Regions from separate parts of the Mus musculus genome. Here all the other regions are linked to region 2. The links are chromatin loops, found by intact Hi-C in ENCODE. Cell type or tissue: left cerebral cortex. All regions are shown on one strand. Each heading gives the region's core, and the rest is flanking DNA. Links, peaks and the distances in the headings are about the cores only.

Region 1 (6,249 bases), core at 486-5,485, 210 kb before region 2:
TAAATCACTGCTGCCAGCTGCATGGGTGTTCTGAGTGAAAACTAACCCAGTCATGAGTGGGTTCAAGGAGTAGCTCTTCCTCTCACAGGAGTCTTTAGGAGTCTTGAGAAGAAATTCTCAAGCTCACACTAAAACAATTTAAAGCATGTATATTACTCTATACTTTTAAAACATATGCAGTTGTAATTGTCAACATATATACTACATTTAAAAAATTATTTGACAAAGCATTTCTTTTCTCTAACAAAACAATCTAGGTGTCAAAAATAAAATAACTCTTGTCTTAGTCAGGGTTTCTATTCCTGCACAAACATCATGACCAAGAATCAAGTTGGGGAGGAAAGGGTTTATTCGGCTTACACTTCCATGCTGCTGTTCATCACCAAAGGAAGTCAGGACTGGAACTCAAGCAGGTCAGAAAGCAGGAGCTGATGCAGAAGCCATGGAGGGATGTTCCTTACTGGCTTGCTTCCCCTGGCTTGCTCAGCCTGCTCTCTTATAGAACCAAGACTACCAGCCCAGAGATGGCACCACCCACAAGGGGCCTTTCCCCCTTGATCACTAATTGAGAAAATGCCTTACAGCTCAATCTCATGGAGGCATTTCCTCAACTGAAGCTCCTTTCTCTGTGATAACCGCAACTTGTGTCAAGTTGACACAAAACCAGCCAGTACAACTCTCAATCTAAGACATTTTATCCCTAGAATTTTCAAACCTGCTTTAATTGAAATAGATTTTCTACTATGAATTCAGATTATAATTTCTTCTCCTTCAACTTTTCCAGACTCTCCCCACTTCCCCACCCTCCCAAATTCACACTCTTTTTTTTCTGTCTCATTAGAGAACAAACAGGCACTACAACTACTACTGTAAAACAAAGCTAGCTGGAATAGAACAAAACAAATATGGAAGGGGGAGAAGAGCCAAGAAACATATAAACACATGTAGGATCTGAGACACACAAATTCTTATACACAGAAATCTTTCCTTAAAAAAGAATATGCATTGTATTTGTTCATAGTACTTGGTACCATGTCACATAGGACTTTTGTACAAGTATAAAAAGTTGATCATATCTCCATCTTCTTCCCACCCCTTTCTTCACTTCTCTGTGTTCCCCTACACAGTTGCTTTTTCATATGTATTTACATGATTTTATGACCTGTATAGCATCCAGGAGCCACAAGTGAGAGGAAACATATTTGTCTTTGTGAGATTGACTGAGTTCGTGTAAACAGTATAAAATATTGGGAGATGGTCTCATTAGAGTGCACGTCCCTTTCCCTACAGTGATGAAAGTTTGTTCTTTTTGGCATGGAGAAAAAAATCCACTGTGTGCACATGCACAGTTGCTTTGTCCCATCCTCTGTTGTGAATCCTAGCTTGCTTCCATGACTCAGCTCTTGTGAATAGTGCTGCAGTCCACATTGAGGAACCAGTTCCTCTATGATGCCTTGATTTGGATAGATGGGAGTTCTAATTTTAGTTTTGGGTGAAACCTCCATAGTGAGTTGCACAGCAGTTGGACTAGTTTATATTCCACGACGACTTTCTCACAGTGTCTCGACGGAGTAGTGAAGAAATGAAACGGGACATCTCTGCATCTGAGGGCGCGTCACCAGCCTCTCTCATGGCTATGGGCACCACGTCACCACAGCTCTCCCTCTCTTCCTCTCCCACTGCATCTGTCACTCCAAGCACCCGGAGCCGAATAAGGTAGGAAACATGTTCTGTGTACTGTCCCTAGCCTTTGAGAGTGAAGGGCCTGCTTACAAGTCAGTGCTGACTGTCCCCCTTTCTCTTTTCCTGTTACTCAGTGTTGACTTTTGTTTTGTTTGAAACTAGAAATGGCTCAGTAAGTGTAGATGAGACATCTTAAGTCTGAAAACTCAAGTGCATGCCTTTTGAGTAGCAACATTAAAGCTTGAACATTTCAGACTTTGTGTTTTCAAATTAGAGATATTCTACTGGTAAATTCTATGCAGATACTTCAAGATCAGGTACTTGCTTTTGGGGAGAGTGTTGCTCAGCAACACACACACACAGTTTAGATGGGAAAAAAAATCAGGAATTTATCATACATTGTAGGAATGAGGAAAAACTTTTGACAGGTAAAAGATTAAGAATAGGAGGACTAGAAAGGGTTTCAGAAACGTCACTGCATGTTAATTTCTAGGTTTTAAGGATAAAGTGTAGCACTTGACCATTCAAACTCAAATTATGAACTTTAAAAAAAGATTATTGCAGAGACAGGATCTTACTGCCTTGAACTTTAGATTCTTCTACCTTAGCTTCCCAGGTATTGAGATTATAGGTTTACATCACATGCCTGTTATATGAACATACTTTTCGTTATATTTGTTTATTTTTTAATTGTCTTTATTTTCATTTTATGTGTATGTTTTTCCTAAATGTATATCTGTGAACCATGTGCATGCAGTGCTCCCAGAAACCAGAAGAGGGCATTGGATTCCCTGGGCTATTGAGTGGTTGGTGAGAATCAATCCAACTTGGGTCCTTGGGAAGAACAGCTGATGCTCTTAACCTCTGAGCCATCCCTCCAGCTCCATGAGCTAACTTTTAAAGCTGTACCTCTTGTGTGACCAACCTCTGAGGAGTGTATACCCATACACTCATTTATGTAGTGAGTATGTAGCAGTACATTTTATGCATAAATAGACAGTGCAGGGCCACAGCAGCTTGGCCATTTTGCCATGCCAAAGACTTGCTAGGCGCAGTGGACCACATATGTACTCTTAGGACTCAGGAAGATGAGGCAGAAAGGTGAACTCAGGAGTTTGAGCCCAGCCTGGGACACAGTGAGCTTTTATCTTAAAAACTCAGGGTATACAGTTTAGCACATACTTAATATTTTTTTAGAAGTGATATATGGGTTTTTGTTTTGTTTTGTTTTGTTTTGGCAATGGTGGAGATTGAACCTAGGCATAGTCTAGGCTGGCTGGCTTCCTTCCCCCAACCCCTTTGTGATGTTTGAATATGCTTGGCCCAGGGAGTGGCACTGTTAGGAGGTGTGGTCTTGTTGGAAGTGGTGTGTCACTGTGGGGGTGGGCTTTGAGACCCTCCTCCTGACTGCCTGGAAGTCAGTCTTCTCTCAGTTTTCTGTGGAGCAAGATGTACAACTCTCAGCTCCTTCTCCAGCTCCAGGCCTGCCTGGTTGCTTTTTTGCTCCCACCATGATGGTAATGGACTGAACCTCAGAATTTACAAGCCAGCCTCAGTTAAATGTCCTTTACAAGAATTGTCGTGGCCATGGTATCTCTTCACAGTAATAGAAATCTTAACTAATATGCTATATATTTATCTATTTTGAGGCAAGGAACTTTCACCAAAGCCTAGACAGGTCTTGAACTTGAAGTCTTCCTGCTCTCACCTCAGAAATGATGGGGAATGGTGGGATTACAGGCCTGCCCCCCCCAGGCTAGTCTGGTGGGAATGGTGGGATTACAGGCCTGCCCCCCCCCAGGCTAGTCTGGTGGGAATGGTGGGATTACAGGCCTGCCTCCCCCCCCAGGCTAGTCTGGTGGGAATGGTGGGATTACAGGCCTGCCCCCCCCCCCAGGCTAGTCTGGTGGGAATGGTGGGATTACAGGCCTGCCCCCCCCAGGCTAGTCTGGTGGGAATGGTGGGATTACAGGCCTGCCTCCCCCCCCAGGCTAGTCTGGTGGGAATGGTGGGATTACAGGCCTGCCCCCCCCCCCCCCCGGGCTAGTCTTGGGCTTGTAATAGTTTTGCTTTTGGTGTGTTGTTGCTGTTGTTGTTTTGAGACAGGGTCTCATGAATTTTATATGTACTAGGGTAGTGTAGAACTTTACAGAACTCTCCTACCTCTGCCTTCTGCGTGCCTTCACATATAGTATAATATGTGTTTTAAGTGTTTATTGCTGTCTCTTTTTTCCTCTGTATCTTAAAACATAAAGTAAAATTATTTTTACTATATGATATTTTATGTATGGATATTTTGCCTGAATATATATCTATGCACTGCATGCACATGTGGTATCTACAGAGGCTAGAGGAAGGTGTTGGGTTCCCTGGAACTGGAGTTACAGACCATTATGAGCTGCCATGCCAGTGCTCAGCATTGAACCTGGGTCCTCTGGAAGAGCAGTGTGTGCTCCTAACCACTGAGCCATCTCCAGCCCTATTGTCATGTCTTCTCTGTCTCATTTGCCTAATTTTGGGCTCTTCAACTCACAAAACCCTGTCCTTTATAGTTACAGCGAATAATGTTGAAATTGATTAAGGACATAAGGAGATGAAAGGGTAGAAATAAACTAAAGCATGTTGTAGAGTTAAGCAGGGTATTGAATAAAAGGCCCAGAGCAGTTTATATGTTGCCATATTGTGTTGAGCACCCTGGAGTACAGCCTATTACTCAAGAGTGCTCTCGTACAGAATGTTGCCATGTGGATGAGCAGTAGAGTTCAACCGTTAGCCTTGACAGCTGTAGGTCTATGGGACCACAGACTGAAGACTGACAGTGACATTAAATAAAAAGCTGTGTCATAGAATAAAATGGCCAAAGTTTTGTGCATTTTTCTGTTTAATTAAAATGCAGAGAAGTGCTTGTGATCTTATCATAGGACTCAAATATTTCAACTTGGGTTCCTTATTTTCACAAATTAGGGAAGAAAGGAAAGACCCCCTCTCAGCATTGGCAAGAGAATATGGAGGCTCCAAGAGGAACGCCTTGTTGAAGTGGTGTCAGAAGAAAACAGAAGGCTATCAGGTAAGCGAGGGGTTCTCTCATTCCACGGAAGCAGTAACTGCACAAGTGCCACCTACCCCGACTGACTGTGTACCTTACATTCACATGGTTCTATTTGGTTGGTTGTTTTCAAGACGGGCTTTCTCTGTATCCCTGGCTGTCCTAGAGCACACTTGTAGACTAGGCTAGCCTTTAACTCAAAGATCCGCCTGTCTCTACCTCCTGAGGGCTTAATCTAAAGGCTTGTGCCACTACCGCCTGGCTAAAATGATTTTTATATTGAATTTTAGGAACACATTCTCAAGTTGATAGTGAACTTGGTTGAGTGTCCCTGGGACAAAATAAGTTTCTTGTGTTTGAAAAGTAACCAGTTTCCAGGTGCTTTTAATGAACACCTTTAAAAGTCTTGCTTATTTCATGTTTGTGAATGCGCCTGTGGAGGCCAGAGGGCCGCTTCAGACAGTGCCTTTCTCCTTCCACAGAAAGGTGCAGGGTTCTAGTTCACGCAGTCTGTCAGCTTGTGCTGCAGGCACCACACCCACTGAAGAATCTCAGCCTTTCCAGCTTAAGTGCTTCTGTGGAGATGACGTCTGGCTAAATACTGAAAACATACATGCTCCTCTTAAGAGAGTTCAATATTAGGTTCATCTCTGTTCTCACAGCCTTTGCCATTCCTGTTGGCATACCTGCCACTCCTTCCTCTGTCTTCCAGCATGTCACTCAGGATTTATTTTAGATGATGTTAAATATGACTGTAAAGATGATTTAATTCTACACAAGTTGAATGTATTTATTATCATCCTGCTAAAAAATGCAATTTATATTCCCGGTATCCTCACATAAGATTTGAGGTACAGAGATTTTTTCCAGATTGCAATAGATTTTCCTCAGAAATTTATAGAAGTACACAAGAAGGTGATCAGAGTTCTGTATTCCTGGGCTCATAACAACAAAATGGCCAAAAAAGTACTAACAAAAAGAAATACCAAAGTAGTAGAGGAAGCAGTGAACAAGGTCTATCATTAAGAGACTTCCTATGGACAAATGTGTACACGACCCAGGCAGTGATTGTCAGTTCATTTAGGATTAAAGACCCAAGTGTATGCAGATGTAAGGCGGCAGTAGTCACTGAGCATCGACTAGTGGGCTGCCTGTTCCTAGCTCTCATTAGCTAAGGTGGAGTTTAGAGTGAGGGTATAGGGACATGGGGAGCTATGCCTTGCCAGGCACAGTGTACTGTGTTATAACTGCTGTGAAATGATTTAGCAGTCCTCACAGAAATTCAGAATTACCATATGATCTGACAGTTAGATGTAAGCAGAAGAACTGAAAACAAGGATCTGAAGAGACAGCGTAGGCATTCTGGTCTCTATAGTAGCTTAATTCACCGTAGCCAAAAGGTGGAAAGTGGAGGTACACCAGGGACCACTGGCAAATAAGGGCATACAAAGATATTCTCAGTCCTTTGTATATAAGAAGGCTACTGATCTTTATGTGTTAATTTTGTATCTTGCTGCTTT
Region 2 (6,249 bases), core at 803-5,802:
TGGAGGCGTAAGAGTCACCCAGGTGGGTTGCACAGACTCTAGTGGCTGCAACAGTTTATTGGCAACACAGAGGGGCGAAGGCACTGCAGTGAGGGGAGCTCAGTGCAAAACATGCAAAAGATGGGGAGCCCTTAGTGGGAGAAGTCGGGGTGGGGTGGGGTGGACAAGACCTGGGGGCTCAGTTGTATTATATCCCAGCCCTTAAATAAATACTATACATAAGCTAGGGGCTCGGGCAGGGCAGCAGGACCTGGGGTCTCCCAAGGGGTCACAGGTCTGAGCAGCACTTGCTATAGTGGTCGAACTGGTTCTTTCAGTGCTCCATGTAGGAGCTCCAGCTGTAGAACTCGGTCTTCCACTGGCGCCCTGCCCCACCAGGGTCTCTGCAAGAGTGGGAGGAGGAAACGGAACAGGAAGGATAGTAAAGGTCGGTGGTGAGTGCACCCGCATACACGCATCGCCAGGACCAACGGGGTGGTGGAAATGGAACAGTGGATGATCGGAGAATGAAGATAGAGGCGGAGAAGTGTAGCAGGAAGGAAAGGAAGAGAAAAATCACCCGAAGATGGAGGGGAGGGACAGGATCAGAATGGTTGGTGGGGAAAAGAGAGGAGATACAGAAATGGTTGGCGATTATAAGGCCCATTAGCCCCGGATCCTTCTCCCTTCAACGCAGGGGCTCAAGCTCCAAAGTATAATTTTTACACAAACAAAACAAAACAACAACAAAAAAGTCACCCAGGTGGTACTGGTTTTGAAGGCATGAAGGGGTCATGCAGAGCAGCTGACTTTGGGCACTGTGAGAGGCCAGGAGAGGCCATTGGTGAGGTGCAGCCTCAGCAGTAGTTGGAAGACCCAGGACTAAAGGGGTCATGGAGAGAAGTTGACGTTTGGCACCTTGAAGAGAACCCATGAGAGACTATTGGTGAAAGTGTAGCCCAGTTGCAACAGAAGATCCCCACCAGCATTTTGGAGATGCCAGGACCATGGAATGACCATCAGGAACAGCAGCAGCAGTGGAGTGGAGCCAGCTGTAGCCTAGAAGACAATCTGCGTGTGCTGCAGACGGCAGAGCTGGAGAAGTGACTCAAGCTCTTTGGGAAAGCCCAGAAGATTGTGAGTGAATTCCTGATATCAGACATTGTGTCGTTTACACATTGAGAGTCTGCTTTGCTTTGGTTGTGATTATCTGTGCCCCAATCCTTCCCTCTTGAAGTGAGAAAGCATTCGGTTTATTTTTGCTTTTACGGAAGGTCCCAGTCAAGAGACTTTACATTTTGAAAAGACTTTGGATTGGTTATTTCAAAGAGACTGAATTGTTTGAATTCTTCAAGATTGATTTTTAAAGTTATTTATATTGTTTTATATGAGGTTGTGGGGGTGACCAAGAAAGGGAAGGTTGGCTTTTAGCAGTGACTTGTGTGTCAAGCTGACAAGGGGTCAGTTGGGCTGGCTAACTTTATGTCAGCTTGACACAAGTTAAAGTCATCCGATGGCAGGGAGCCTCACTTGAGAAAATGCCTCCATAAAATCTGGCTGTAGGCAAGCCTGTTGGGAATTTTCTAAACTAGCCATTAATGTGTGAAGCCAGCCCATTGCGTGTAATGCCATCCCTGGGCTGGTGGCCCTGGGTTCTATAAGAGCAGGCTGAGCCAGGCACAGGGAGCAAACAGTTACAGGGTAAGCAGCACTCGTTCTCCCCAACGCCCATGAAGGGTTGGTGTGCTCACTGCTATAAAGCAGACAGGAACAGTTTCAAGGACAGGAACCAACCTTGGCAAAAGCGCTTTCTTTTTTTTTTTTAAGATTTATTTATTTATTACATGTAAGTACACTGTAGTTGTCTTTAGACACACCGGAAGAGGGCATCAGATCCCATTACAGATAATTATGAGCCACCACATGGTTGCTGGGATTTGAACTCAGGACCTTCAGAAGAACAGTCAGTGCTCTTAACCATTGAACCACCTCTCTAGCCTGGCAAAAATGCTTTCTATCTGAATTATCATAAAAATGTTTAAGTAAAAAGAAGAAGGAAAGGAGCGGAGGGGCCACGGTAGTTTCGGAGTAAGGAGATCATTCACGGTTCATGTCAGACATTCAGTCTTGGCTCCGGTGTAACTAAGTGGAAACAGGATCACTATCATACAACAGGTTCGATGCAGCTCACTGTGTGCACCTGTTCCAAGTCCCTAATGCTTCCAACTCAATTTCTTCCCAGCCTGTTGGGCCTGATGATGGAGGAGCACGTAGTCTTCTCTTTGATCCAGTCTGTTACACAGCTGGCGTGTCTGTATCTGTGGGCTAAACAAGACAGCTGAGATCTGCCAGGGGCCAATAAAATCAAACAACTGACTGATATCAGGTGCCATGGAAGGGGCGCTGGGATTTGTTCTCTTCAGATGTTCTGCATATGTTTTACAAACACCTTCCATGCCCTCACAGACTCCTAGTCAGCGCCAAGTCCTGCCTGCTGGCCTCTCAGTAGGCTGTACCAGCAAAATGGTGTGAGACATCATGCGCCAAGTGCTTTCCTGCAGCCACCACTAACTCCTGCCTCCAGGTTCCTGCCATATTTGAGTTCTGGCCCTGACTTCTCCTATGGTGAACATCACTATGAAAGTGTAAGCCGAAAAACCCCTTTCCTCCCCAACTTACTTGGGTCATGGTGTTCCTTGATGCAATAGTAACTCTAAGACGGTAACAATGAGCTCTGAGAGGAAGACCAGAGCCATCAGGGGATATGCAGCATGGTGCCCACTTAGATAGCAAGCAGTGAGCAGAAAAGATTTATTTTCAGTGTCAGAGAATGCTAGGAAAGTGTCTCACACCCCAGGACGAGGACGGCCTTTAGTTTTCTTTGGTTTGGTCGATGCCAGTTCTCAGGTGATGAGGCAGAATGGTGGGCATTTGAAGCAGAGAGACAAACTCTCTATAAATGCCCAAGAGACTAAATTGAACTTGATTTCTCAAGAAGTACAATTGTTCAGCATGTGATGATCCTGGCCTAGGGGTGGTCAGCAAATTGAGAAACGTCTATAGGGCTATAGGTTCTCTGGGAGTGAAATGTTTCTAAGTCCCAGCTAGAGGCAGGGTAGGACAGTAACTCTATCTTTTCCCTGGGATTAGCCCTTAGCTCCCCGCATACAGCACTGGGTGTTAGGTTTTGGATGGGGTGGGTGGTTCAACAGGACAGTAACATGGATTACTAGAGGCTAAGAAATTAGCGTCATTAACAGCGTGAGCAGACAGACAGCCATCAGCATCGCTGGGGCTCCAAAGAGAGATAGCATGACTGAGTCCCTGAAGAGAAGCAGAGGATGAGGAAGGTTCACAGCCTGGCTTTCTGAGAGGACACGGAGGATGGGGTGGAGAGCAGAGTGCGGTACCCCTCAGAGTGGTGGCACTAGCAAGAGGGCTAGCCTGGGAATCACAGCATCCCAGTGGGCTGTCTGTTGGTATCCGTGGGAGGAACAGCAAGCAAGGATGGATTCTAACATTCAATTCCTACAAATTCATGGAGGATGTCTGCAGCAGAAGTGCTCTGTGCTCCTGATGCCCAGGTTCTGTCTCAGAGGGGTGGGGAGGCCATGGGAGGAAATCTGATTCCGCCTCTTGTGGCCCGCACTGGTCTCTCTCTCTTCATGAATTTTTCTCTGATCTTTTGCAAATGTCTTATGTGAAATGTATTTTTATCTTCCCTTGAAGCCAAAAAAAAGAAATGTGTCTCCTGCTGTGTGTGGTCAGAGCTCTGACTCTGTGTGTGTGTGAAAATGACAAATGGTTTCTTGCTGGAATATTCTAAGAAAGCCGGTGGTGATTTAGTGATAATACACTACACTTCTGGCCATGGGTTTGACTTCCTATGCACAACACCTTCCTGTCGAATTGCAAGGACCATGTTCTTGGTAGTTGGATCCCGGGTACCTGTTTAATTCTGGAAAGTGCCATCCACAGCACGTCTCTGTAAAAGTCCCGTTCTTAAACATTTGTCAGCTGGGTTTTTAGCAGCTGAGAGGAAAAGAGGAAGCCAGGCCCCATTTCCTTTCTCCCTCTCCTTGCCCTGTGAAACCTCCTGAGGATTAGGCTCGAGTAAACACGCACTACTTCCTAGTTCAAGCCAGGTGCCCACTGATGGAAGATTCCAGGGCATTTTGCTCCCAGCTGCTCCATGTTTAAAGTGGTCATTGCTTCAGCCATCTCGAATCTTAATACCTTTTCTTCTCAGACTAGAGATACCCAGTGCTGAGAGGCCCACTGTCTTAGTTAGGGTTTCCATTGCTGTGAGAACACACCATGGCCAAGGCAAGTCTTGTAAAGGCCATTTAATTGGGGCTGGCTTGCAGGTTCAGAGGTTCAGTCCATTATCATCAAGGTGGGAACATGACAGGCAACATCTAGGCAGGCATGGTGTGGGAGGAGATGAGAGTTCTACATCTCCATCTTAATCTGAGGGCTGCTAGCAGAATTGTGGCTTCCAGGCAGCTAGGATGAGGGTCTTAAAGCCCACATCCACAGTGACACACCATCCCTTACGCGCATGCACATATGCATACATGCACACAACCATGCATTCCACACGTCCTCCGGTCTGGCCCAAGGAGAGAAAGAGATCGTATGTTCAAGCTGAATGTTTTGCTAAAGCCCTTTGGAAAGCTCTTCTTTCTGCTGTCCTTGCTTTCAAGTGGCTGGCTTCTTCCATTCGTTTAGTTTTGGTTTTCAAGACAGGGATTCTCTGTTGTCCTGGAACTCCCTCTGTAGACCAGGCTGGCCTGGAACTCAGAGATCCAACAGCCTCTGCTTTCTTGAGTGCTGGGATTAAAGACATGTGCCACCAATGCCGTAGGCATTCTTAACAACTGAACTACCTCTCAGGTCCCTACAGGTCTCGTTTCTAATTCCTCTCCCCTACAGATGGGTTCCATGAACTACTCGTGTTTTATGTAACTCTGTTCTTACTGTCTCTGTTTCCATTGGCTTTGTGTGGTATTTGTTTGTTCTGCTTTTTGAGACAGAATTTTGCCTATGTAGCACAGGTTGGCCTAGAACTCACTATGTAGTTCAAGCTGGTTTTGAACTCCTAAAACTTCCAAGTACTGATCTCTATGATTCACACTAATTATCTGTTAAACTGTTATCATAGCATCTATCAGTCATTAGTTTCCTACTAAGCCTTTCTGATTTGGGGCAATGTCAGGAACCCAATGATTTAGTTATTTGAGGCAAGCTGTTATTTCCACAGGCAGGCCCAGCCTCCGAAACTGTGGGTACCTAGTGTCTCCCTGCTCCAGGATTTTAAACCCAAGTCTTGCCTTGCCTGTCACACTCCTTGCTGGCTTCCTAAAGCCCGCCCATCGCTGGCCTGCTGAACATTAAGCAAGCCCTTGCTGACTGCCCACTGAGTGCAGACACCGTGCTCCCTTTAACTCAGTGGTTCAAAATCTATGGGCCGTGACCCTCTTGGGGCCAGACAACCCTTTTAAAGGAGTTGCCTAAGACCATCGGAAAACACAGACATTTACATTAAGATTCTTAACATTCTTAGAATTACAGTTATGAAGTAGCAACAAAATAATTTTATGGTTGTGGGTCACCACAACACGAGGAACTGTATTAAAGGGTCGCAGCATTGGGAAGTCTGAGAACCACTTCAAGTGTAATTGCTTGGGTTTCTTGCTGCTCTTGGTCTGGCTGGGTGATCTGGAAAGACTGTTCTGGTGCTGCCACCTAGAGGTTGGTCTTTGCATTGCACATTAATGCACAGGAACACATTTCCTTCCATCTTCTTCTGGAGAAAGGTATGACCGAGAACTTTCCTGTTGGTGGGACTCATCATCCTCCATTCCACCTACTTCCTCTGGGGAGGGTCTGCTCCACAGTCTGTGCCTGCTCTCTGGGCACCTAGGAAGGGAGCAATGACTCTCCTCTGTGTCCTTGAAGGATGTACTGTGGGAGTCTGTGGCTGGGATGTGGATCCTTCATGGGTGGCCACCTTGTTCCCTAAATATGGGGATCAGATAGGAATAAGTCTTGTCTCTCTGCCTCATCAGAACTTGTATGAAGGAAAGTTGTCCTGGGACTCAGAAGCCCAAGAACCACCCAAAGACAAGGTAATCCAATGGAAGGGTATCCTAAGACACGGAAGCCCAGAATCCACACAGCTCTGACAGGATATCTCCCCAGCAGAGGCATTGCAGCTCCCAGGGGAGGGGATCTCCAGCTGAGCTGAGGCGTTCAGGAGTCTCAACC
Region 3 (6,249 bases), core at 836-5,835, 220 kb before region 2:
ACAGTGTAAGTTTCTTTCCATCACTCACTTGAGGAAGTTCCTTTTTTTTTCAAAGTCCTCCAAATTAGTACCCTCCACACAGAGATCACTGGAAATTCATAAAAATGGCCACAGGAGATTATACCTGTGATATGTTTTGAGTTCCCACAGTAACATTCCATCTGAGTTGGGGAATGAGTTTATGTGTCAGAAATGCCTCATTTGATAGTTACCCTGAGTTTAGAAGTTGGTTCTGTCTGGCCATCCATCCATCTATCCATCCATCTGTCATGCTAGGGATTAACCTAGGGCCTTACATCTACCAATCACTCTACCACTAAGCCCTAAAACTCTGTTCTTGAAGGATCATTCCATGGGATCCTGAAAGTTTACTAGTCTTTATGTTTCAAGGAGATGCCTACCAAAAGACGCAGCATCTTGGGATGGAGAGGTGGAAGTGGTTAAGAGTACTTCCTGCTTTTCCAAAAGATCTGAGTTTAGTTCCAGCAGCTCAGGACTACCTGTAACTCCAGCTCCAGGGAACATGTTGCTCCCTTCTGGCCTCTGCAGGCCCCACACACTATTAAATGATGAGAGAGCCATCTTGTACTGTGCTGTTGTCGTCAGAGTGATGGAACTTTCCCAGGCTCCTTGCACTTAGTCTTCATAATAATACTAACCGGAAGTTGATGGTTTGCACTGATTTTTGCATTGATAGTGAAGAACAAAGGTAAACTTGGTGACCCAGGGCCTTCGTATCAAAGTCAAGCTCATTATAACATGTGCTAACTTTTTGTTTTTTTTCTAGTGCAAAACTGCCTAACAAAACATGGGTTTCACTTAAAATACCCTTGTTGAAAGGTTTACCAGATCCCAGCCCTGGAGTGCCCTGTTTCTAACCTTCCATGTGATAAGTGGAAGTGTGAGCCGGCACTTCCGCTTTAAACCCTGTGTCCAGGTATGAGGTGGCTGAGGCGAGCACCGTGCTGGCTTCAGTCTGAGCTACTTTCTCCTAGTAAGTGATGTGGTCCTGTCCATTAAGGGGACAGCTGCTGGTATTTGCTGATGACGAAAAGTCGGTCTTAAAAGGAGCCTGAGACAGGGTCTCTCTGTATGTAACCTGGCTGTTTTGGAGCTCACTATACAGACCAGGCTGGCCTTGCATTCACAGAGCTCTACCTCTGCCTCCACAGTGCTAAGATTAAAGGCATGTACTACCTCACCTGGCTAAATGCATTCTTTTCAAAATGTAATGGGCTAGAGAGATGGCTTAGCGGTTAAGAACACCGATTGCTTTACTGTAGATCTTGAGTTCAATTCCCAGCAACCACATGGTGGCTCACAACCATCTGTAATGGGCTCCTATGCCCTCTTCTGGAGTGTCTGAAGATAGCTACAGTGTACTCACATAAAATAAAATTTTAAAACAGAATGTAAGAAAAAAAAGTTTCTTTTAAAGAAAAAAAAAAGGGGGGGGGATGGAGAGATGCCTCAGCTGTTAAGAGCACTGACTGCTCTTCCAGAGGTCCTGAGTTCAAATCTCAGCAACCACATGGTGGTTCACAACCTTCTGTAATGGCATCTGATGCCCTCTTCTGGTGTGTTTGAAGAAAGTAATAGTATACTTACATACATGAAATAAATAAATCTTTTTTTTTAACATAAGACACATTATTCTTAACAGTTTTTGAATTTGGAAAATAAAGTTTTTTTTTTATAAAATATTTTTACTGTCTTTCAAACAGTGTCTCATTAAGACAGTAAAATGTTTTATGGCCTTAACTGACTCCATGAGCTTTCCGAGCCCGTTGGAGGCATTCTCTGGAGATACAGTAGTTTACCTCTTCTTAGGAAGATGGGACTTCTGGTCTTACTCCTTTGTGTGTCTCTGTGAAGCAGTGTTTAGCTGGATCCAGCATAGATGATCTCTGCTAGTGAATTCCCTCATGCCTGAGAAGGGCTGCGCCTTACTGGCAGCACAGAACCAGAGATTCCCAGTTGCGTCCGGCTGAGGCCGGTCTGCCTCCTGACTGACTGCTAATTGATTACTGTTGTCCTCACCTGACACTTAATGCAGATGGAATTTGATGGCTATTTAACTTGCTTAGGATCACCTGATAGGAACATTTCAGTATCATTTCCTGCTGTCTACCAGGCAAATAATATTAGGTCAGGCAATTGTGTTCAACTGGTACAATTAAAAAAGCTAAAAAACAAAAGGCAAAAGCAAAAACCAAACCCTAATAACTTTTAATGCTTTTCAGTCAGAAATTTTTAAATGGGCATTTTCTCATACATGCCATGCCTTTCTTTATTTTCCTGTTTTTAGGCAAGAGGAAGAGCGTGGCCGGGTGTATAACTACATGAATGCTGTTGAAAGAGATTTGGCAGCCTTGAGGCAAGGGATGGGACTGAGTAGAAGGTCCTCCACTTCCTCAGAACCAACTCCCACAGTAAAAACCCTCATCAAGTCTTTCGACAGTGCATCTCAAGGTAACTTGATTATGTGTGTGTGGATTGCAAGGCTTATGGTTCTGCTCACATGATGTATCCTCCTTGTCTAGTTCGGTATTCTATATCACCGTACGCCGTACGCTCTGAGTTTCATCAGGTTGACTATGGTATCATACAGTGCCATATAGCATCACTTAGTATCGCATGGTATCATGAGTTAAGGTCCATTCTGCAGCGTTCAGAATGTACCTCAGTTTAGAAATCCTGGTCTCAGCAGTTTGCCTTACTTCCCAGGCCACCCAGTAACTTTTCTCCCTAGGTGGGTCATACTCATTCCTGTGACTTCTTGTATCTTCTTTATGTGCAGACTTCTGGATACATAACGTTAGCTCCCAACCTTCCTCTGAATTCCTCAATCCTGTATACCCAGGTACCTTGTTGACACTGACACTTGAGCATCCTTATGCCAGACCAGATCTCATTCTCTGCTTCTTCTCTTCATTGTTCCCCATCTCTATTGTCAATAGAGTTCTACCCAGTTACTGAGACCAGAAACCTAGGAACCTAAGCTAACGTCTTTTCCTCACTGTTGAGCCTCCCCCATGAGCTTCCTTGTTCTCTTCTCTTTCCTCATCTCTAGAGTCAAAGACAAGAGTTCAAGGCACCTTCGACTATTAATTTCAGTAAATTTGGAATTAGTCTCATCTTTTGCCTTTGAGAGAGTTTTTCTTGTCTAAAATCCTGGATAATTGGAATGAAGTTCAGATCAAAGTTCTGTAACCTCAGGCTCCTCTTCTGTACACTGCAAGCTAGACTCTTGATGATCTAGCTCTTCCAGCGTGAACCCTGAAGATATATCTGCAATCTGTCATAAAAGCTGTATACTGTCTCTGTTTATATGTCTTTCGCTGTCTCTCTGTCTCTGTTTGTGTGTGTGTGTTTGTGTATTCATATTGGTTATTGAGATAGGGCCCTACTACGCGGCCCAGGTTGACCTAGATAGAGTAGTTTCAACTTGTGATCCCTCTGCCTCTGCCTCTGAAGTACTGAGGTTATAGGTGTTTGCTACCTTGCTGCCTCTTAGTTTCTTATAGAAATAGTGATGCTAGGGCTGGAACCTAGGGCCTCATGCGTGCTATAATGCTGTTCCACCGAGCTTTGCCCCGTCCTCTCGTTTTCTTTCTATCTTAGAGTTCATTGCCTTATGTAGTATTTTAGCCAAACATTGTGATTAAATAGCAGAAGTGAAGTGCTGGCCTAGAGCAGCAACCATTCGTCTGGTTGAAGAAATTCCTGTGCAGGACACATTCCTGTACCATGCTGTGTCTATCCTTAAATTTCCCATTTGCTCTTTTCCTAGTACCAAACGCTGCTGCAGCTGCGATCCCTCGAACACCTCTGAGTCCAAGTCCCATGAAAACCCCTCCTGCAGCTGCCGTTTCTCCCATGCAGGTAAGAGCCTAGGATCATTGAAGGTGCAGACAGCTTTAAATATGCATGTTAGATCCTCTTTCAGTCATGCACATGTCTCAGGTGGACAGATGACTGCCTCAGAGGGATGTTTGTTAGATTTGCTTGGTAAAATACCATGAGTATGCTTCATTGAGGCAAATTACAAATGTAAATTGTGATGCTGTTTTGGAAGCTTTGATCTCTCTAAGTCTGTAGGTGGCACATTTTATCTTTTGCTGTCCAATAGACCATTTGGCTGGAGAGATGGCTCATGGATCTCAGAGAGGACCTATGATCAGTTCCCAGCACTCATTGGGAGACCTCACACAATACCCTATGACTTGAGCTCCTTGGGCGTATCTGACCCTTTTCTGGGCCTCCTTGGCACGCCTGAATGCAAGCACACATATCTACACACTTGCACATACACAGCCCAGAGCTAAATGTCAGTCTACTCAAGGCATGGATTGAGAGAAGTGCTGTTCGTTGAAGGCCATTTGTCACAGTCAAGCTCAAAGATATGAATGCTGATCCATTATAAAGAACTTTGAGAATTGCTATTCTTTGCCATTGTTGGAGTGCACCCAGGAGCAGGGCAGAGGGCTGTTCTCTGTAGTACTCCAGAGACCATCTTGTTATGCTGTTTTCTCAGCCACTTTCAGAATATGGCTGAAGCAAAATACTTTAACATGGGTGAGAGTAGCTGAACTAGTGTTTTGTAAATACGGGTAGCAGTGGCTTACTCCCTAAAGTTAGGCCTTGGGACATTTTCTTTTTTAATTGACACTTCATGATTGGCCCTGTGATTTGTGAGTGGACTTTTAAACTCTCACAGTCTAAGATAGATGCAGCCTCTCAGCCAGTGGCTTGCATTTCATGTTTATACAAGATGTCTTCTTCATTCTAAAGGAAGGCAAGGAAGCTCCGTGTTTTGCCTGTTGATTTAATGCTTTTTAGATGTTCTTTATTAATCAGATTTGAAATCTAAAGGTACAGAGCAACATGCCAAGTAAGACAGGCCTCAAATAAGATGAATAATGTGTAGCTTCTGTTTCTTTGTTTGTTTTTTCAGACATGGTTTTTCTGTGTAGTGCTGGCTATACTATAGACCAGGCTGCCTTGAACTCAACAGAGATCTGCCTGCCTCTGCCTCCCAAGTGCTAGAATTTGAGGCATTTACCATTACTGCCTGAATAGGTTTTTTTAAAAACTTCATGGACAGGAATTCTTGTTATGTGGTTACAACAAGAGTTGTCTCAAACACAAATGGAAAGCTGGGTAAAATGTAGGAAGCCATTGTTTTCAGACATTGCACTGCTGTGGTTCCTGAAAAACAATACTGACAGATGAGGGAAGTCCTGCTGGGGCTCTCTTTTTCCTGGAGGCAGTTTCTAGGTTGTGGTTTAGGGAGGACGATTCAACTTGGAACAGAAAAGGATACACCAGTTAGATCTGAGGCTACAAAGCAACATTCAAGGAAAATGAAGTTGCTAGACTCTTCAGGGCATAGCTGCCTTTCCTGATTGGAGTGAAGCCCTATATGGCCTGGCAGGAGGACTTTTCAGACAGATGCTTTCTGTAGTTTATACAGCGTAGGGAATCCTGTGATTGCATATCAGCCACTATGAAGAACCTCCTTGAACAGATAAGGAGATAAAGTATATCTAGCTAGCTCTCGAGTGCTTGATAGCCTAGGTCTGCCCAAAAGACTGTAAAAGTAACTTCCAAAAGGATTAGGAGAGCTATAAATAACTGTCGTGGGCAGTCTGTAACTCCCAGTGAGTCAGGTACTGGTAGGCATTGTTTGTGTGCTCTGCTCTTGTTGAGTGTTGGCTGGCTGACTCCATGGTTTGTTTCTAATGAATAGAGTATAGCAGCAGTAACATAATGGCACTTCCCAGAGAAGGTTATAAAGTTGGCTTCTGTTGAGAGTGCTCCTCTTAAATTCACTCTTCTTGCTACTTAGATTCACCCACTCTGAGGAAACCCTCTGTAGTTGCCACATTGTGAGCTTGTTTGTGCCAAGGACCATTGAGTAATCTTAGAATTGGCTCTGAGCCTCATCAACAACCGCTGCTGACAAACTTGAAATCTGGAGATTTCCCCTATACCTTACCTCCAATCTATCTTTGTGATAACTGATAGCTAGATTTGCCTGCTCACTGAAGACCTGGAGCTGGAGTTAACTAGCTAAGCTTTTGATCCAGAGAAATCATGAGATCATAAGTGTTTATTCTTTAAAGTCACTGTAAAATATTGGGGTATTTTGTCATACAGTGTACATAATTAATATAGTAGGTTATTTCTGCTAGTTACGACTGCCAGAAGAACAACAGTCTTACAATTTTTAAATAGAATCCAATA
Region 4 (6,249 bases), core at 530-5,529, 230 kb before region 2:
CTTCCTTTCCGTAAAAGAAGACTAGGGATGAAGTGTGAAGCCTCAGTGGTGCTAATGCTGAGAGTGCGAGTGGATGAGTAATTCTGAGTAACTTGTGAAGTGTAGAAAGCATAGTCAGAGGTGGGGGGAGTAAATCAGAACAGAAAAGCCTGCTGTCCAGGAGAACAGTGAGGCTCAGAGGAATGATGTTCCCAGCAGGCTCTGCGTGGAAGGGATCATGTTACCAGAACTGCCCGCTCAGGACTGGCCACTGGACTGAGGTCCCCCACGTACCTGTCTGCTTTGCTTATTTGCCTCTGAGCTCAGATTCTTGTGGATAAAGGAGTAGAATTGGATGCCAGGGTTCTTTGAATGACCTTGGTGTCAGAAAGGGAAGTGGATTGTGTCTCCAGAATGGTAGGCTACCGTGTGGTCTGGGAGAGAGAACCACATGGAGGGAAAAGTAAGTTAGACCCCGCTGTGAATTGGACACCCCTCCCAGCACTGGCTAGGGTCCAGTCCTCCTGTTAATGTGGCATTGCAGAGCCTTTACTAGTTGCTGTTCCAGAGAAGCCTGTGGGTGAACAGTGACACCTGCAGTTGCGGAGTGATGTCCCCGAGTTGAGTCTGGGGAGCTGGCTCAGTGGGTAAGAACTTACTCTGTAAATACGAGGTCCTGAATTTGAACCCCAGAAAAGAAAACAGAAAACTGGACATGGCTATGCATGCTTGAGAGAGCAGATTGGCTGGCCAGCCTAACTGAAGTAGCAAGCTTTGGTTCTGGGAGCGACCCTGTCTCAAGGGAATAAGAGAAAGGGCACACACACACACACACACACACACACACACACACACACGTTTTCATATTAAAAGTATATAAATAGGCAAATCAGAAAAAGTCAGATACTTGGCATGGAAAAGAAATAAAAAGAAAACAATGCCAGTATTCATTAAACATATGTGAAAGAATTAAAAGATTGATAGCAAGCAAGAAGAAGGAAGAATATTCTTATGTGCCATTAAGAAGAGTATGATTGCTGCATCTTTCTAAGGATGTTGATACAAAATTTTATTAAAAGAGTCAGCAGTTCACTTCAAGGAACCTGTCCTTAGTAACAGCATTGTAGGATTATAGATGTGCATATGGGCTTGTCGCAGAACTGCTTGTCACCACAAAACTTGGAAATAGTCTGTTATATTTTTTAAAGATATATTTTATTTTATGTGTATGAGGTTTGTGAGTGTGTGTGTGTGTATGTGTGTAAGTGCACTGTGTGTATCTTGTGCCCTGAGAGTTCGTAAAGGGGTGCAGAATCCCCTGGAACTGAGTTATGGATGGTTCTCAGCTGCCATGTTGGTTCTGGGAACAGGACCTGGATCCTCTGCAAGAGCATCCACTGCTCTTAACTAACTGCTAACCCATCTCTCTAGTCCCACAATCTACACTTTCAATAATTGTAATCTAGTACATAGCTTGTGTACACAGTGTGAGTTCCCGTTTTCATTGCCATTATGCCAGTGAGGATGGAATGGACAGAGCTCAGTACACTGGCTAGAAGATGAAATAAGCCAGCTGCAGTGCATGTCTGTACTTTAGAACCACTTAAAGCTTCAAATGTAACATGACATGAGAATGGCAGCCAGATACAGTGATCCTTTAAAATGCTGACTTCATTGTGCTGTTAAACCATAAGTGAACTGATAACCTTTCAAAACAAACAAACAAACAGACAGACAACCCAAGAAACTTAACAGTGTTCTTGAGGTATACCCTTCTAGTGTACACTGAATTAGCTTAGGTTGGTACTTGCAAAGGACCCTTCATCATTTCTACCTTTGGAACTTTCCTCCACATAATATCTGAACAGTTGTGTAATGACTTCGCTGTATTTTAAAGTTGGAAATTATGTTAAGTCTGTTAAAAGGAGATTTTGAAAACAAATTCTGATATGTTACTTTAATAAATTACTCTGGGGCCATCTAGATCCTACTACACATCTGGATTTACTGATAATGGAGTCCATTATTTGCTGCAGGCTTATGAAACAGTACAAATATAATCTCATTGTGCTTAATAAAGAAAAAAACCAGGCAGATGTGGTAGTGTATCTCTAGTCCCATGTAGTATGTTGCCGAGGTAGGAAGGATGTCTTGAGCCTCTGCAGGAATTTAAGGCTTGCCTGGGCAACACAGCAAGACCAAGTTCAAACAAAAACCCAAACCAAATGGTACACACTCACAAATCTAGAAGGATGTAAGTCAAATGCAAATCAAGGCAACCTTACTTCCTTACAACTTCTATCTTCATTGTTTTATTGTGAACATGTCTTACTTTTAGAATTAAGAAAAAAGTTATAGCCACATTTTTTGGAGAATGGGAGAATAAAGATTTGGACAAAATTAAAAAATAAAGTAAAACTCTATAGTTCATTTGAAAACCATTTGTATTTTCTCCCAGGTTCTGTACACATTGCCCATCTCTTGTGACAGATTATTTACTCTTGACTTTTCCTTTGCTCTGAAAATAATATTTAATTCATTTTCTGGGAAATGCTGGACCAGATGGAAGCAGCTGATGGTAGTACCCAGAGAGCTTTTGGGCTACAGGGATCTGGGTGAGTTTATTAAGTCTGCAAGAGGACCATAGCCAGAGCCTGAGCCCATGGTAACTGCCCAGTAATGTCTGCATGATTGTGGGCATATGAGAGCTAGCATGGCTTTCTCTTGGTTTGTCAGGGATAGGTCATTGGAAGAGAGACAGTTAAGAAGCCCATTACTAAGCAAGAAGGGCAGTTTCCAGAACTATTCAGAGGAAAGTTAGATGGAATAATAATGCAAGTGCAGTTTGTCAGATTTCTAGAATAAAAATAGTTCTGTAAAAAAAAAAAAAAATGGAGGTTTAATCTGTAATTTAAAAGCAAGGAGATAATAGTTCTTGTTTGTGATAGGATTTGAATTGAAGACAGTAGGTGGCAGTGTCGCTCACATAGGGAAACTGGAGAGGAAAGCAGCTCATTTGAAGATTCCTGAGTTGAGGTGATACTTCCTCCTTGTGTGGCCATAGGCTGTGCTAGTAGCAGTAGTCTTTACCAAAAACCCAAAGACCTTAGAAACCCCTCCAATCTCAGGAGAAGTGTGTTGCCATTTCTTAACTTTCTGTCTCAGAGGAAAAGTACGGCCGTGATCATAAAGTTGAAATCACGGCCCTAAAGACCTGCCTAGTACAATTTATGCTGTTTAAATATGTCCCTGTCTGCCAGCTTTCCTTTTATGTAAAAAGGAGTAATGACAGGCACTAATTCGTGTGCACACCAGTAGCAACACATGTTCTTGTTAAGAGGAGAGGTTGTGTGCCTTCTGTGGACATGAATGTGGAGGTTGATGGAGAAGAGACCAGAAGAACAAAGAGAGCTGAAGAAATTAGAATTTTATAACCAGTCTAAGATGGCCAGTGCAGTTAAATGTGCCACAAATCCCGGCACTTGGGAGGCAGAGGCAGGTGGATTTCTGAGTTTGAGGCAGGCCTGGTCTACAGAGTGAGTTCCAGGACAGCCAGGGTGATGCAGAGGAACCCTGTCTCGAAAAACAAACAAACAAAACAAAAAACAAACAAAAGTGCTACAAAGACTAAGATGCCATGGCCTAACAGCAAGTCCTAACACAATTGGCAGTCTGAGGAATTATGTCTTCCTTTACAAGTATGTATATATATGAATGAGAATATGAGTGAATGAGTGTTTTACCTGTGTGTGTATGTTTCTCAGATACCCTGGGGCTAGAGTTGTAGACAGTTGTTAGGTGCCGTGTGGGTATTGAGAATTGAACCTGGGCAGGTGAATTGTTGTGACTTTAAGGCCAACCTAGACTGTGTAGCAAGTTGCAGGCCACCAAGGGCTAAATGCATGTTGTATCAAAACAAAATAACAAAAACTCTTATACATGAGTAGACTGAATGTAAAGAAAAAGTGGAATTTCTAGTGTTCTCAGTTTTTGTCCTCATTCTTTGTATTTGAATGTCTGAACCCAGCCATGCCTGAGCTGACAAGGAGCCAGACCCACTGACTTCAGGGTTCCCCTGTTTGTGTTAGCAGAGAACAGGGCCATAGACTCGTCCTCTCATTGTGTGGACTTGCCTTTCGGACTGGGTGGTCTGTCCAGCTTAAGGGAGGCTTCTCACAGGGCAGCCTCCGAAGTTGGAGAGAAGTCACTCTGCTTCCCTCGCTCAACTTGCTTTTGGCACTGTGTCCAGTGGAGACATTAACTGCTGGCTGCTAGAATTAGACATCTATCTTGTTTTATCTCATTTTATCCAACATTCGAAAATATTATTGCTTCTAATAATAGTTTGTACTAATATCTTATAACTGAAGTTACTTTGTATCATTTTTAATATATCATGAGCTCATGAGAGAAGTGTTTGTCATGCGAGCCTGAGTTTAGTCCTGGAACCCATAGCGGAAGAGAAGAACCAACTTTGATGGTGTCCTCTGACCTCTTTACCTGTGCTCACTTAAGTGTACAATCAAGTAATCTCTCTCCCTCTCTCTTTCTCTCCTCTCTTTCTGTTTTACACACACACACAAATTGACTTTTAAAAAGCCGAATGTAGTGATCCACACTTTTAATCCCAGCATTGGGAGGCAGGTGGGTGGATCTCTGTGAGATCAAGACCAGGCTGACCTACATAGTGAGTTCCAGGACAGCTAGAGCTACATAGTGAGCAGAATGAGATCTTGTCTCAAAAACAAACAAAAGGGTTAAAAAATATGTATCATGACCCAGGATATGTTCAGTGGTTGAAAACCTATGTGTAGCATATGAGGTCCTGAATTTGAGAGTGATTTTCATTTTATGTATTTGTGGGAGAAGAGAAAGACTATGTTTGAGAATGGAGAGAACTATAGCATCAATAGGCAAAATCTTAGTACAGGATTATTTCCATACATAACTGCCTTTCCTGGTGCAGAACTGAGAAGTGATTTATTCCTGAGCTGTGAGAGTAATGAGTGTGACCGATGTCCAGCAGAGCAGTTACAACGTGATATGTTCCTGAGGCATTTCTCAGAACTTCTTACAAGCAGAGAATGTAATTTCCTATTGTATTTAGTGCTACTATTCCATAGATTAATTGGCAGCTCTCTGGATATTACAATCAATGTTAAAAATAATTTTACTGATTTCATGTTTCTGGAATTTATTCCAGTGTGAAAGGGGAGTTATGCTTGCACGGTTTAGAGTGATAACTTCTGTGATTAAAAGTTGACAATTTAATAGCAGTCAATGCTGTTTTGGTTGGCGTTGTGCCAATAATATGTATGTTTCCAACAATTGCTTCCAGTTTACTTAGGAAATGATGCAGAAACTGTAGTCTTGGATTGAATATTCTTTTCATGCTTTTAAGTTTTGTGATGAAAGTAAACAAGTTTCTGCATAGGGAAACGATTTAGATGATCATATTTTTATCACCTCTTTTTATGTCATTTCTTTTGAACATTTAAGATCATTAAGAACTTTAGGTTTAAAAAGAAATATTTAATCTTTGTGGTCTTTTCAGATACAGTTAAGAAACTCCAAGACCAAAAGCATGACATGGAAAGAGAAATCAAGACACTTCACAGGAGACTTCGGGTAGGATGAATCTTCATGTGCTGTCTCACTAGAAAACATGGTATTCTGACATTTGTACTGTTACTTTAGACTGTAGATAGGGTAGGATATCAGCCACACTGGACTGAAAGCAAGTGCCATTATTTTAAATTGGGACTGGCACTGCTTTTAAAGTAGGAGAATGTACTGGTAGTTATTTATGGAAAGATGTGTTTTAAAAATAAAGTTTATTAACTTTTGATTTTAAAATCACAGAGCAGGCTGTTTGTATGTGGGGTTTCTGTGTTCTCTGAGTTGGGTTGGCTGCCAGCATCCATGCTGCTAAGATGTGCAGGGACAGTGCTAATCATGGACCCTGAGTCCTGACCCAGTTGTTGGAGCTGCGGGTACCAGAAAATTGCTTTGAGAATGAGAGGGCTCAGGCAAGGCCCAGCTGTGGCTCTGGGGGAAGTGAAGCCCCTGGGGAGAGGTCTCCGCCCAGCCACACCCGTATCCTTCTGTCTGTGGGAAGCGGCAGAGTGCTCAGTTCCTTATGCCTCTTTGTATGACTGTGTCTGCCTACACTAAGTTCAGTTTTTCTTCTGGCTTCCTCTTCCTTTTCCTTTACTTTAGTTTTTTTTTTCCTGCTCGTTTTTGATGTCAGGATATTTATAGTTTTTTACT
Region 5 (6,249 bases), core at 535-5,534, 240 kb before region 2:
ACTTTTGTTGCTAATAATTTTATCTTAAATTCTTTGTTTTAAACATGTAGGCACTAGTTCCTCAGCCAAACGGAGTACTTCGGCTGGTAATAAAGAGTCCAGTTCTACTAGAGAAAGATTACGTGAACGCACCCGGCTAAACCAGAGCAAAAAACTGCCCTCTGTAAGTCAGGGAGCTAATGATGTGGCACTGGCTAAACGTTCACGCAGCCGCACTGCTGCAGAGGGTGATATTCGTATGAGCAAGTCTAAGTCGGACAATCAGATCAGTGACAAAGCTGCTTTGGAAGCCAAGGTGAAAGATCTCCTCACACTGGCGAAAACCAAGGATGTGGAAATTTTACATTTGAGAAATGAACTCCGAGACATGCGTGCTCAGCTGGGCATTAGTGAGGACCATTGTGAAGGTGAGGACAGGTCTGAGGTGAAGGAAACTATTATTGCTCACCAGCCTACTGACGTGGAGTCTACTCTCCTGCAGCTGCAGGAGCAGAATACAGCCATCCGCGAGGAGCTCAACCAGCTGAAGAATGAAAACAGAATGCTAAAGGACAGGCTCAATGCTTTGGGCTTTTCCCTAGAGCAAAGGCTGGACAATTCTGAAAAACTATTTGGCTATCAGTCCCTGAGCCCAGAAATCACCCCTGGTAACCAGAGTGACGGAGGAGGAACTCTGACATCTTCGGTAGAAGGTTCTGCTCCTGGGTCGGTGGAAGATCTCCTGAGTCAGGATGAAAATACACTCATGGACCATCAGCACAGTAACTCCATGGACAACCTGGACAGTGAGTGCAGCGAGGTGTACCAGCCCCTCACTTCCAGCGATGATGCTCTGGACGCCCCCTCCTCTTCAGAGTCAGAGGGCGTGCCAAGCATTGAGCGCTCTCGGAAGGGGAGCAGTGGGAATGCCAGTGAGGTGTCCGTCGCTTGCCTGACAGAACGGATTCACCAGATGGAAGAGAACCAGCACAGCACCAGTGAGGAGCTTCAGGCCACTCTACAGGAGCTGGCTGATCTCCAGCAGATTACCCAGGAGCTCAACAGTGAGAACGAAAGGCTGGGAGAGGAGAAGGTCATTCTGATGGAGTCGCTGTGTCAGCAGAGTGATAAGTTGGAACACTTTGGCCGGCAGATTGAGTATTTCCGTTCCCTTCTTGATGAGCATCACATTTCCTATGTCATAGATGAAGACGTAAAGAGCGGGCGCTATATGGAACTAGAGCAGCGCTACATGGATTTGGCTGAGAATGCCCGTTTTGAGCGAGAGCAGCTTCTAGGTGTGCAGCAGCATTTAAGCAACACTTTGAAGATGGCAGAACAAGATAACAAAGAAGCTCAAGAAATGATAGGTGCCCTCAAAGAGCGCAGCCACCACATGGAGCGGATTATTGAGTCTGAGCAGAAGGGCAAAGCGGCCCTGGCAGCCACATTGGAGGAGTACAAAGCTACTGTGGCCAGTGACCAGATAGAGATGAATCGCTTGAAGGCCCAGCTGGAGAACGAAAAGCAGAAGGTGGCTGAGTTGTATTCTATCCATAACTCTGGAGACAAGTCCGATATCCAGGATCTCCTGGAGAGTGTCAGGCTGGACAAGGAAAAGGCGGAGACTTTGGCCAGTAGCCTGCAGGAAGATCTGGCTCATACCCGAAATGATGCCAATCGGTTACAGGACACCATTGCTAAGGTATTGCCCACGTAAACACGTTCTTGTTTAGTTTATACAGCTGCCATGTGGAGAACCTGAAGTGTGACGTTGCCTTTTAAAAAAACTCCTTCTCAAGTTTTAAAACGCACTACCTTACGTGAGTAAGACTTTCCTTACAGTACTGTCATTGTCAGCCGCTCCTCTTCTGTCATCTTCTTTTCAGAGGGGCTGGAGGGGCTGGGAACCATGCAGCCAGACTTCCTTCTGAGCAGTAGATAGCTTTACATCCTCGTCTCTAATGTACTGGGGCATAAGGCAGGTGCTGAGTCAGGATCTCAGTTTTCCAGGATTGGCAATGTCTGCTGCCTTTTGCCCTGGTGTAGTTTTTCAAATAGCATTTTATTGTGAGTTCATTCTACTTTTAGAGTAGAGTTGCTCCTGTTTCTTGGAGGTACAGGATTTATTGCTGGCAAAGAGCTTAGAGATGATTCTTCTAGTCCCTCATCTCACAGATGTTCAGTGTACTTACTAGTAAAGACTCAGTCAGAATGGCTGGCTAGGTTGCTAGTGTTGTTCTATATCCTGAGTGATTTTTGAAGTGAATGTTTTTGTACAAATTATCTATTTTTTCCACCCACCTTTTTAAAATGTGTATGTGTTAATTTATGGTACATGCGTGTGCACCCACAGAGGCACGGAGGATGTTGGATCCCTTGAAGCTGGAGTTGCAGGCTGTTGTTGAGACCCTTGATGTGGATGCTGGGAACTGAACTGGGCTTGTCCAGAAGAGCAGGGGTGCTCTTGACTGCTGAGTATTTCTCTGCCCGAGTGTGGGGAAGTTTTAAAGGGAAAGGTTTTATTACATCAGTTGTTAAACTTTGAATAACTTAACTTATTTTTTATGTATTTTAATGATCCCTTTTTAAAAAAACTTATTTCATGTTTGTTTCAGGTGGGGGAGGGAATATGAAAGCATGTGTATTGGGGGTGCATTAGTCAGGACAACTTGTGGGAGTTGGTTTCTCCTATCATGGGAAACTTCAAGGATAGGACTCAGCTCATTAATTTTGGCAGCCAACGTCTTTACCTCTGGAGCCATCTTGCCAGTCTGTTAGTGATCACTTTTAGAGATGTAATTCAGGAGATACATGTTGAGGGGCACTGTGAACTAGTACTTTGATAAAGACTACTTGAAATGAAAGTGTTCTGTTTGTATGTGCTTATTGTGTCTACGTGTGTGTGTACTATGAATCACGCGAGGAGATTGGAGGATGACTTGGAGGCTGTTCTCTCCTTCCTCCAGGAAGGTTCTGGGAATTGAACTCAGGCCCCCTGGCTTGGCAGCAAGCACCCTTCCCTGCTGAGCCATCTTGTTAGCCTTAAATGTTTTTCTGGTTTCATATTTGATTTCATTTTTTTTCTATTATAAATACTGCACTTTTATAAGTGAGGGTAGCATGCTAATCACTCATCAAATGCACAACTTAAGTCCAAATGTTGGAGAAGAGAAAACGTCCCCCAGGTGGCTCATAGATAACCTGGGGAAGTTCAGTGATGCATCAGTTGACTTTAGTCAGTGAGGCTTTGGGCTTGTGCTCAGACAAACCAAATGCAAACCTCGTGCAGTTGTAGTGCTGGTCCCCAGCGTGGCTAGGTTGTCAGTCAGTCTGTCCGTAGCTGCTCGCACCTCACTTCCATATCTAACGGTAAGTACTTTGGTTGTAGAGTTTATCCCCAAACAAGTCTCCTTTTAACTTCTTTAGGTAGAAGATGAATACCGAGCTTTCCAGGAAGAGGCCAAGAAGCAGATTGAAGATTTGAATATGACATTAGAAAAACTAAGATCAGAGTTGGAGGAAAAGGACACGGAGAGGAGTGACATGAAGGAAACCATCTTTGAACTTGAAGATGAGGTGGAGCAGCACCGCGCCGTGAAGCTGCATGACAACCTCATTATCTCTGATCTAGAGAGTAAGTAAGGCAGTGAGTGAGAGCGACCTCGTGCGCAGGCGCTCAGGCTTTGCCCACCCCACCTCTGCGTGCTGGTGCTCCGTGGTGAAAATAGCAGTTCTGACTAGCACACAGTATGGACACAGTAGCACGCTGACCTACCGAAAGACACTTTGACAGAGGTGTGCTTCACACCTTAGTGAGGAAACTCTGGGTCAACTATGTTGTGTTCTCAGATGTTCCATAGAAGCATTATTTGAACATTGTATCTAATTAATGAGAATCTCTGAAATGAAAAGGCTAACAGTCAGTTATTTTCCAGACCATAAGAAAAGCCATTAATTTATTTTTAGTGATTGCAAGTGAACAGAGTTGGAAAAAATAAAATAAAATAGGTTAATCTTGTAGCATACTGATCATGGAACACAGGTTTTTGTGTTTTTAAATTTATTTGATTTTTCTTATTATTCTGAGAATTTTGTGTCATGGTAGAATGAAACCTGCATTTTAAAGTTTCATTGTACATTGAATGAATTGATTTTTAAACTTTAAAATTTTTTTGTATTTGTAAGAAAGTTGAGCAATCAGATTTTTATATGAACCTAATCTATTTTCTCAAGAATTGTTTATTGATTACAGGACAGAAAAGAAACAGCAACTCCTTATGCAGTAGGGAAAGCTGAGCAGTGTTTGGGTTTTCATGTGGGTCATAGAGGCATGCGGTACTGGGCATAGCACAAGTGAGGGCTGCTCTGACTCAGGCACGTGCCAGCCACAGGGAAACAGACCGACAGCATGAGCATGCGCTGGTAGCAGAGGTGTGGAGGGGCTGCAGCCCTAAAGACATCAGTGTTGCAAAAGAGAAAGGCTATAGAAAGGTCCCAGATAAAAGAAGACTCAGGAGACAAGATAATTAGATGTAATGCCCATGTCTAGACAGGCCCATTACTACAGGGGAAAATGATATAAAGGCATTAATCAAACACCGAGTTGTGGCTAAGAGATTAAAGATATGCTAATAATACATTTAGGAAGTTGATAATTACACTATGTTTACATAAAATATCACTGTTCTTAGAAACCACACACTGAGTTTTTCAGGTGAAGGGCTGTGATTACTATACCCCCAAGGAGTTCTGGGAAGAAATTAGGCTGATGGGTAGATATAGAAACGAGCTATGACAGCTGATAGGACAAGTGAGTTGTATTCCTGCTGCCTTTTGTGCGATGCTGGAGATGAAGCTCAGGACCTTGTCCATGTAAATTTCACATTCTTACCACTGAACTACATCCTCACTTTTATATGCCTTTATATTACAGACCTAGAGATAGATTGATTGGAGTAGGCATGTCTGATGCATTAAAGTTTTTCAGACAATGGGTGTATGCAACACTCCTTCCGACACTCTCAGTTCATCATTTCTTGACAAAGCAATTATCATATTGGGCCTATCACTAGGCTGATGGGGACATTGAAGATACTTGAAGAAGAGCAGGTCAGGTGCGGGAAATGTTCAGGATAGAACTTGGGAATTCTAAGTTCTGGTTAGCTGATTGTGAATCTGGATTGACCAAGGTTTTGTTGAACATTCTGGGGCCCCTATTAAAATAGTCAGTGGTGGGACTGAATTTTTTTTTAAAGAAGATGGTGTTGTTGTGACTGCCATGAAATTTCTCATCCACAACTTAATCCTTCAGGGTGGTCTTAGTGTCTCATCTGTGGTCCAATGCTTAATTGACAGAGTTCTAAGCTGTCTTCAGCCGCTATAATAAGGTCTTGTTTCAGAGTCAAAAACCAAACAATAAGAACTTTCAGCACTTATATTTAGAGTTTTAAAAAATATATAACATTTTAAATTTTTACACACACACACACACACACACACACACACACACACACACACACACACATCTGTATGTGGACTAGATGTTCAAGAAGCCCAGAGGAGGGTGTCAGAGCCCCTGGGAGCTGGAGATTAGGTGGTTGTGAGCAGTCTGACATGGGTGCTGGGGACCAAGCTAGGTTCTTCTGGAAGAACAGCAAGCAATCTGAACTGCGGAGCCATCTCTCTGACCCTGGATTTAGTATACATTTTTTATTTGTGAGAATTTATTTAATTCTGCTTTTTTATTATACATTTTAAAGTATTTATTAGCACATATTAATTTTGCATGACAGTGTTTCGCTTAGACACTTTGATATGCAGGTATATTTTGACCATGATCACATTACCCTGTTGTCTACCTCCTGCTTCTCCCTTCCTCTTCTCAGCTAGTGTGTGCACTTGTGAGTTCTGCTAGGGTTACTTACAGGAATGTGGGTGGATTTTTTTTTTTTTAATTTGGGCTATTTATAGGCATATAGTTGAGTCACCTGTAGTTATCCTACTGATGAGAACACCTCTTCCCCCAACCAGTAGTACTTTATAAAGCTTCAAAGAGGGGCGGGGTAATTTTTCTTCTTGCCTGTAAGAAGTGTTTAAGTTTTCCAGACAATTCCAGAGTGACTTTGGAAGCTCCTTGTACTGTCCGTTGGGTACACTGGTACTGCCCTGTTTCCCATGCAGTTAGTCCTTGTGGTTTTGCTCATGGGCAGGAGTGACATCTTGTGGTAACTGGAGCATTAGCTAGGAAGATGTTAAATGATGAAGATC

Evidence for each region. Peaks named below come from ENCODE experiments on the same cell type or tissue, not always from the same donor. Only the 100,000 strongest peaks of a DNase experiment are listed, where the experiment ranks them.
Region 1: a loop joins it to region 2, with 4 times the contacts of the local background. A loop is called at or near these places in 12 of 42 quality-filtered maps.
Region 3: a loop joins it to region 2, with 3 times the contacts of the local background. A loop is called at or near these places in 18 of 42 quality-filtered maps.
Region 4: a loop joins it to region 2, with 3 times the contacts of the local background. A loop is called at or near these places in 18 of 42 quality-filtered maps.
Region 5: a loop joins it to region 2, with 4 times the contacts of the local background. A loop is called at or near these places in 15 of 42 quality-filtered maps.

The regions. Positions count from the first base shown.
Region 1 is chr10:75,275,212-75,281,460 of GRCm38, forward strand. It overlaps Specc1l (sperm antigen with calponin homology and coiled-coil domains 1-like), which reads left to right. Exons shown (of 16, transcript NM_153406.3): 12 at 1,560-1,716; 13 at 4,648-4,750. Among named protein-coding and RNA genes, the nearest start is that of Adora2a, 39 kb to the right of the region's middle. In left cerebral cortex, for the core only: a CTCF peak has its summit at 2,450 (motif pointing right); DNase peaks (open chromatin) are centred at 1,469 and 2,479.
Region 2 is chr10:75,480,877-75,487,125 of GRCm38, forward strand. No RefSeq gene overlaps it. Among named protein-coding and RNA genes, the nearest start is that of Gucd1, 33 kb to the right of the region's middle. In left cerebral cortex, for the core only: no CTCF peak of the experiment used is centred there; DNase peaks (open chromatin) are centred at 3,785 and 5,721.
Region 3 is chr10:75,259,486-75,265,734 of GRCm38, forward strand. Specc1l (sperm antigen with calponin homology and coiled-coil domains 1-like) reads left to right here. Exons shown (of 16, transcript NM_153406.3): 8 at 2,309-2,472; 9 at 3,794-3,885. Among named protein-coding and RNA genes, the nearest start is that of Specc1l, 51 kb to the left of the region's middle. In left cerebral cortex, for the core only: no CTCF peak of the experiment used is centred there; no DNase peak of the experiment used is centred there.
Region 4 is chr10:75,252,335-75,258,583 of GRCm38, forward strand. It overlaps Specc1l (sperm antigen with calponin homology and coiled-coil domains 1-like), which reads left to right. Exons shown (of 16, transcript NM_153406.3): 6 at 5,534-5,607. Among named protein-coding and RNA genes, the nearest start is that of Specc1l, 43 kb to the left of the region's middle. In left cerebral cortex, for the core only: a CTCF peak has its summit at 2,949 (motif pointing right); a DNase peak (open chromatin) is centred at 2,957.
Region 5 is chr10:75,245,029-75,251,277 of GRCm38, forward strand. Specc1l (sperm antigen with calponin homology and coiled-coil domains 1-like) reads left to right here. Exons shown (of 16, transcript NM_153406.3): 4 at 51-1,684; 5 at 3,409-3,616. Among named protein-coding and RNA genes, the nearest start is that of Specc1l, 36 kb to the left of the region's middle. In left cerebral cortex, for the core only: no CTCF peak of the experiment used is centred there; no DNase peak of the experiment used is centred there.